Linked DNA regions of Homo sapiens: region 1 is linked to region 2. A link is a loop called in an ENCODE intact Hi-C map of the cell type or tissue named here. Cell type or tissue: K562. All regions are shown on one strand.

What was found. Hi-C counts contacts between places; a loop is a spot of excess contacts. Peaks named below come from ENCODE experiments on the same cell type or tissue, not always from the same donor. Only the 100,000 strongest peaks of a DNase experiment are listed, where the experiment ranks them.
Region 1: a loop joins it to region 2, with 2.4 times the contacts of the local background. A loop is called at or near these places in 1 of 110 quality-filtered maps.

Annotation. Positions count from the first base shown.
Region 1 is chr6:68,694,001-68,698,000 of GRCh38, forward strand. All of the region lies in intron 3 of ADGRB3 (adhesion G protein-coupled receptor B3), which reads left to right. Among named protein-coding and RNA genes, the nearest start is that of ADGRB3, 61 kb to the left of the region's middle. RefSeq lists an enhancer at 319-871. In K562, no CTCF peak of the experiment used is centred here; a DNase peak (open chromatin) is centred at 2,031.
Region 2 is chr6:68,759,968-68,763,967 of GRCh38, forward strand. All of the region lies in intron 3 of ADGRB3 (adhesion G protein-coupled receptor B3), which reads left to right. Among named protein-coding and RNA genes, the nearest start is that of ADGRB3, 130 kb to the left of the region's middle. In K562, a CTCF peak has its summit at 1,544 (motif pointing left); a DNase peak (open chromatin) is centred at 1,534.

The sequences.
Region 1 (4,000 bases), 66 kb before region 2:
TATATTGGTCTTTGATTTTCATGCATATTTATGAATTACCAAAACAATATTTTTCATTCTGAACTTATGATATCAGCAGGACTGGATGTTCTATACTAATTGACAAATTAGATGCATATTAATCACCAGGAACACATGGTGGCATCTACCCCCAAATTTGGAAAGCACTCAAAAGTGTCATTTGCAAATTTAGGACTGTTGACAAAATGGGCAGTTTTTCTTTATAGGAGGCATGATGCCAGGGGCCTAGTGAATTGACATATTGCACCTTATTATAAGAAAGTATACAGAGGATGAATATAATTTTATTTCCTAACTTGGTTAATAAGATGTATAGATCCATTTAGAACCACCAGCCATCCATTTGAGTGGCAGAAACCTAACTTAAGTGAATTTTTTTATATCCACCCCCACCACTATACTGAGATTTATCGAAGTTTGAGAGGGTAACTAGTATCAAGGCACTGGTATGGGAGTGAGGTGGGGGGAGGTGTGTATGAAAGGGCTAATTCACCTTGTTTTTTTAGTCTTCTGACTACACACACAGATGTCTGCTGAGATGTCCATTATCCCATGTGGCCCTCAATTATTTTTCCTATTGTTTACCTCAGAGGCATGCTGTGTTCCTCTCCTCCTGATCCCTTAAACTCTGGTGCTCTGTCCCTTTTTTGATGGTCATTCTCTTGTCTCCAGCCTACATTAGGAAAAGGAAATGAGTATTTTGAACTTTCCTAACTCCCAATAACTGCTCCTGTCCCTCATCTCTAGATTCTATCCCTTCACCACTATCTTCTTGCTCCCTAGGCCAGGGTTCCTGTCTTTGGAGAAAGCATCAGTCTTTTTAAACACCATTCTCCCAAGCATTGTGGTTAATACCTTGGACTTCTTTTTATGTCTCTATGGGTTTAGGGTTTTAGAAATCAAAGTCAGCAATACTCATCCTTTTCTGTATTGGGCCATTTTATATCCCCTCTTACGAGGTAATAGGCATCGTATAGTCTATTTTCAGTGATATCTAATAAAACTTGTGATGATGGAAATAGCTACATGTGGCAACTGAGCACCTGAAGTGTGGCTAATGTGACTGAGAGAGTGAAGTTTTAATTATATTCAGTTTTAATTATTTTAATTTAAATGGCTACATGTGGCTAGTGGCTGCAGTATGAGATAGCACAGATAGCTGCTTGAATGTAGAGAAATGACAAAGGGGAGCAATATGATAAAGGTGAGGCTTTTAAAAAATGGCTATAATTGAAAAATATCATCCAGTCCTGAAATCATATCAGAGAATTTCTTTTGACATCTGTATAGCATGCCAAAATTGAATTGAAATTACCATAACTCAAATTGCCTTAAAAAAATTGTCCCTCCTTCTGAGTGTAATTTCTTCTTGCACTCATTTACCACTAATGGGAGACAGGTAGCAGGGAGAAAAGAGGGGAACAAATCTAAACTTTCAGCAAAAGGCCTCTTCTGAGTAGATTACCAGTCTCTTATGCTAGTGTTTGCTTTCTCATTCCAAGATGGCGTCAGGATGTAAAAGAAAGCCTAGGAACATGTCTTCTTGTGATGGGGAAGGGCCCCCTGGATTGTGTGACATTTCCTCGGTTTCTTTTGGTCTCCTAAAGACTGGGACCGGACATGAGTGATGTCTGGGTAACTTCTTAACTACTGTTAAGAGTCCACAGCGAGTGAGACTTGCAGTCTATTCTTGGTGGGTCTTGCTGTTGCTGTCCTCTCCCAATCTGACTGCTACCTTGATGGGATCAAAATGCTGGCTCTGTCATACAACACATATAGGGATGACTGAGCCCAAATAGACAATCTCGGTGTCATTTTTCAGTGCTTTTGACCCTACAGAGGTAAAATAACTGCGTGTGACACATTAAATGTTGTGAGGCAAAGGAGCTGGATTCTCAGATGTTCTTGGCTTCCCCCATTTGCATATCTAGGATTTTTGTTGTGGATTTTCTTAGCGCCTTCCTGTATTTGGCTGCGACCCAAAGGGGGTAGTCTCTTTTCAGGTTCTGTTTATCTGAATCTCCCCTTCCTCCTCTCTGAAGGCTTTCCATTCGTCTTCTTGCCTGGCCAGAACTTCTCTGAAATCCCGTTATCAATGGTTTACAGTAAGCTTTTGTGATCCGAATTAGCCAAGATTAACACTTAATATTTAGAGGGAACTTTTGGAATTTCTCATTTTCTCTTTAAGTAAATCTTGGCACTTAAGATTATTGTGTCGCTGTGGAATCAAATGCTTATTTTGGAAATTAAAAGCTGAATGTATTTTTTTTTACTCTCTACTTTTCTGCATTAAAGATACAAAGGCCTATATAATAATGTTAATAAAGCCATCTATAAGTTGGATTTTAAATTTTTATAGTTTCCTGTATTTTTGAAAATTGACATTTGCCACTTTTCTTCTAAAAATTAAAAAAAAAACCTATGGGATTTTGCACAACCTAATTTGGAAGTAAAATCAAAATCACAACTGAATTAACGAAAGTTTTTGGATAAGGAAATTCCTGAACTTGATGTATTATTATTCTGACATGGAGGAAAATGTTCCTTATGAGCTCCTTCTAGGACATTTACATTTATAATATAATAAGAATAATTTTTTTCACATTATATGACAAATTTATATAATTTTTTCTAATGATTACCAGTAATTAAATGTCAGTTTCTAACTTGGCTCCAAATAGTTAAATTTTAAACTATTTTAACAATCATAAAGTGTTCAGGTCCTTTAGTCAAGGACAATTAACCATTTATTTTTATATTACAGGAGGTCAACATGAAGCAAATTTAGACAAATTGTAGTTAACTTTGCATAAGCATTTTCTTTAAAGAAAATCTGTAAACTCCAGACTACTTTGATTAATTTAAAAACCTTTCGTCCTCCTGTAAATTGATTCCATTGTGCAAATGTCTTGTACTGTGGTACTTCTTACTCTTAGAGAATTGTCACCTGTGCTATTCAGTCAGCTCAGTCAGTGAGAATAAAAAGACCTCAGAGAACCACAAAGAATTCTAAGAAGATGCTCTCTCTCTCTCAGGAACTGTGTGTTGGATGGATCAAACCTTGAAATCAAAATGTTCAACTTTGAGTTTATGTTAAAAAGAAAGCTTCCCATATTAATGTCTAGAAATAAGTTTTACACTGTTCTCTCTTGGAAGGGCATTATTTTTGCATTTTGTTGACAAAAGCAAATTTCATAAATAACTGTTTCATTTCAATTAACCAGTTTCTTTGGGATTTATTTTAAGATGGACTTCTTAAAGTAAGGCTTTTGATATTTTTAAACTTAGAAATTTGTATATATGGCCTGCTTTGATCATCATTGTTGATCAATGCTTATAATACTAGTCTAAGTGGCAAATGAATTTTTCTCTTCGAGCATGTAAACTCATTTATATACTTGTTCTTTTAAAAAAAATACATGGAATGCCTTTTTGTGCTGGATTTCTTTGTTCTCTCTTCTATTGCAGGAGGTTAAGCTTTTCATAGTAACATTTTTAGTGTTGACTCATACTACTTATCTTAATAATTTCAATCAGTCTAATGGAGTGACCTAGCTACTTGGTTCTGTATAATGATGATTCCTGTCTAGAAATCATCCTCAGACTTCCTTGTCTTCTCTTTTAGTGAAACAAACTGTACAGCACTGTCACTCATTTTAATAGGGGCAATGTCATTGCTTGCCACCTGTTATTTAATCTTTAGGATTTGGCAAAACAGACACCTTTCTTTTTATTCCACATTGCCCTGTTTACCAGATATAGGACTAGCTCTTTGCTGTTGAAGACTTTCAAAGGATTTGCATTTAGAGGAACTTGAGGTTGAATTCTGACTCCATCAATTAATAGTCAAATAATGTTGTACAAGTTATTTATATAATATAAAATTATATTTCTTCATCTGTAAAATTGAATTAATAATATCTTTTATTTGGTTTTATTGTAAGGATCAAATGGACATATAGAGAGGCAGATATAGATA
Region 2 (4,000 bases):
AGTTTGGGTATGATACTATATTTTTGGTTTTATTCTGGCCAATGTACCCTTAACTTGGAAAATTACATTTAATTACATAATTTGCTAGTTTGACCTATTTCTTTTATATCTTAAAAGCATAAGCAGATACAAGCAATTCAGTACTTCTGATCATTGTATAATTTACATTATGGTCAGCATTGCATAATGAAAATCACTTATTCGTTGCAAATGATGGTAGTTCCTTATGCAATCAAAGATGGAGGTAAACATTTAGAATGTGAATTATTTCTGAAAATGACAAACACATACACATACACACATACACACAACTCAAGGACATTTCTCCCCTAGGGGTGGTTGTCATATACTTCAGTAATGCAGATTAAATTTCTAGTAGCTAGTTGGATAGAGCTTTTCCTATCAGGGAAGCTAAAATTCATTAAAAACTAATTAGAAATGTATGGGAGGTTAATTTTCCACGTTAAGCCTTATGAAAGTGAGATAAGTAATTCATAAAGTATCAAAGGATTGCTCTGACCAGAACCAAAGAAAATGACATTACCAAGTATTGTTTCCTGATAAATCACAGAAGCTATGAAAACAAGACAAGGCAAAAACTCAGGTTCAACTCATCTTGCTTTTTGTCAGAGGAAAACAACAAACGTAATGTCTACACAATTCTATTAAATGGTGGTTCCTGGCAAAGAATCTGTGAAGTAGCAGCTGTCCACACAGGTGGACTGCCTCCATTTTAGTATTCTAGCTAGAGAAAATCATGCCATTTGCCAGAATACATTTACCCTCAGCAAAACGTCACTGGGTATGAATTCTAGCTAGATTCAATGTCCAATTACTGAGCCCACCACAGGACACTATAATAGCAGCATGTCCAGTTCTCTGAATAAATTTGTCAGCTGCATTCAACATGCAATTTAGATATGTGGCATATAGTGGAAACCAAAAGGAAATATTCAAATACTATAATTTTTCCTTTTGCTAAACTTATAATTTCTAAAATACATTGGTATCATTTTTAATGTTGTCTTCCAGTTAAATGGCTTGGGTTATTTCCATGCTGGAAAAATTAAGTTGATTCTGTTGATATCCTTTCCTGCTGCCTCCTCCAGCGGATGTTCTCACTCCTCCCTGGTGATCCTAAGAAACAGGACAGCTGCTGACGGTAGTAAACAGCAGTACAATTCCTGCAGTCCCAATTCGGATCACATACCCTGTTAAGGCAGGAACTCCCCACCTCCAAGTCTCCAGGTGAAAGGCAACAAGGAGAGAGGGAGAAATAATAGATAGTATGTAGACAGTGCCCTAAATATTTTCAAACAAGCACACTTGGATTTACATATTTATATAAATGACCTAAACTTCTTTATTTGTCCCTTTCTTTTGACTCACCTAGGTTTTCAGTTGGTAACTCCTTGCAGGCAGTCTCAGGCGTGACTAGTTAATTCCATGGTGCTACTTTGAACCTAAATTAGGCTTCTACAGTTACTACATATTTCTTTGTATGTGTCAGTGTAGCACAGGTTGTGCTTTGGTGTCCTCTGCAGGCTTGTTCAGTGTCGATGTGGTGCTTGCTTGGTTGACTTCAGTGAGTGCACAGAGTATTATGCTGCTACGTTCCAAAATATGCAGGCGCCAGACATGTATTTTCTCTTTTATTATATAGGCTGTAGGTGATGTTACATAAACCTGTTTTCTCATGCCCCGTTTCTTTAGATTCTGCTTTTTTGTTGTTGTTGTTTCAAACTTGTTTGTCCTCTGATCAAGTCTAAGGTTTTTAAACAGGACAATGCAAATATGTTTTACTATTAGGTTTTCTACTCATCATTACACTGTGTTCAAAAATGGTAATTGAAAATGGAAAATGGAAAATTGTTATGAGACCAATTAGATAATGTGCATGTCAAGTTCAAGTTTAACTGAGAAGTGTTGTATGTGACCATTATATTGTCTAGTATTTTCTATAAGAATGGCAGATTTTTATTCATATCAATCATATAATGATTTAAACCATATTATTACATTTAAAATCTACCTTAAGGTAAAATGAAAGTTTCGTGTAGTGAATATATACAAATATTCAGATATCAAAGAGATTTACAATGTCCCTGAATGGTAAAACTGAATAATTGTACAAATATTGTTTCTTTCCAAGGTATTTTATAGTTTTAATGCAGTATTTTAAAGGTCATCTTTTTCCACTCTTTTCTCCACCATCTCATCTTCTGTCTTGTTCAATCCCTTCTCTTTTCCCCCTTCTTTTTCTCCCTAACTTTCTCTTCTTTTCTCCTCATTCTCTCTCTCAGTTTTCTGATCCCCTTTTTAAGAGCTTTGTAATCTGGAGTTAAATGAAAATGTTAACAGGTGAAAATAACTTATATATTTTGTTAAAATAAGTGAGTAACGATGAGCAATTTGATTGACTAAGAGCTAAATCTTACTGTGAACTCACAGTAATTAAATTAGCAATTTACAGATAAAGCATCAAAATAAGACAAAATAGACATAAGTCCAACCATGAATATATATATATAGAGAGAGAGAGAGTGATAGAGGTGACCAAATAAATTAGTGAAACAAAGAATTGTTGAATAAATAGGACTAGTAAATTAATTATTTGAAAAGGTAAAAGAAAGTAAATTAAAACAATAAAATAAGTCATAAACATATTTGCTTAAATTATAAATGTCATACGATACTTAAGGTCAAGTAGCAAGGTCCTCATAAAAATAACTGATAAGTGGAACCTAAATAAAATTGTCAAAAAATTAGACTCATAATCATAAAAAGTAAAATAAGAATTATAGTAATAACAATAGCACCTATCATTTGCTGAAATTCTACATTCTCTCAAAAAACCTGCTAAGTGAATTATTTATAATAGCACACGTAACCATCTATTAATCACATTACTCTGTAAACTTCAAGGGAGGGACATAGGGTTTAAAGATTTAAAGTAATTTATTAAACTCAGAGTCAGAATTTAAAACTTAGCCTGACTCCATACATTCATTTAAAACATTCCTTGTTTGTGGTCATTTAGGTTGTTTTAATTAATTAATACTATAACAACTAGTTGATATTTCTGATACTCACAAACATACACATACATGTGTTCATTTAGGAGATAAATTTTTCTTTTTTGAGATGGAGTCTGGCTCTGTCACCCAGGCTGGAGTGCAATGGCACGATCTTGGCTCATTGCAACCTCTGCCTCACAGGGTCAAGCGATTCTCCTGCCTCAGCTTCTCGAGTACATGGGATTACAGGCGCCCACCATAATGCCTAGCTAATTTTTATATTTTTGTAGAGATGAGGTTTCACCATGTTGGCCAAGCTGGTCTTGAACTCCTGACCTCAGGTGATCCGCCCGCCTTGGCCTCCCAAAGTGCTGGGGTTACAGGCATCAGCCACTGTGCCTGGCCACTTCTTTTAACTGTTATACTTTAATCATTGAAAAAGACATGCTACTCCTATTTTATTCATTTAATGTCACCTTGGTAGGCATTCATATTGCTTATTGATTTTTCCCCTATTACAAATAAGTTAACATGAAATTTTAATATACCTATGTTTTGCTCATATTAAAGGCTGGTAGAATTACTGAATGATAAGGGATGCACATTTTAAATGTTAACTAGATGTTATCAGAAGTGATGGCGGGTATTTCTATCTTGTTTCTGAATTTAAAGGTAATGCATCTGAAGATTGACCATTAAGGATAATCACACTTTATATTTTTTTGTTTTAGAAGAGTTGCTATTTTTCTTTACTTGAAGAAATTTTCTTTTTTTATGTAATATTTTTAGACATGAGGCCGGTGCGGTGGCGGTGGTGGTGGCTCACACCTGTAATCCCAGGACTTTGGGAGGCCGAGGCAGGCTGATTGCTTGAGCCCAGGAGCTCAAGGCCAGCCTGGGCAACATGGTGAAACACTGCCTCTACCAAAACTACAAAAATTAACCTGGTGTGTTGGAGTGTGTCTGTAGTCCCAGCTACTCAG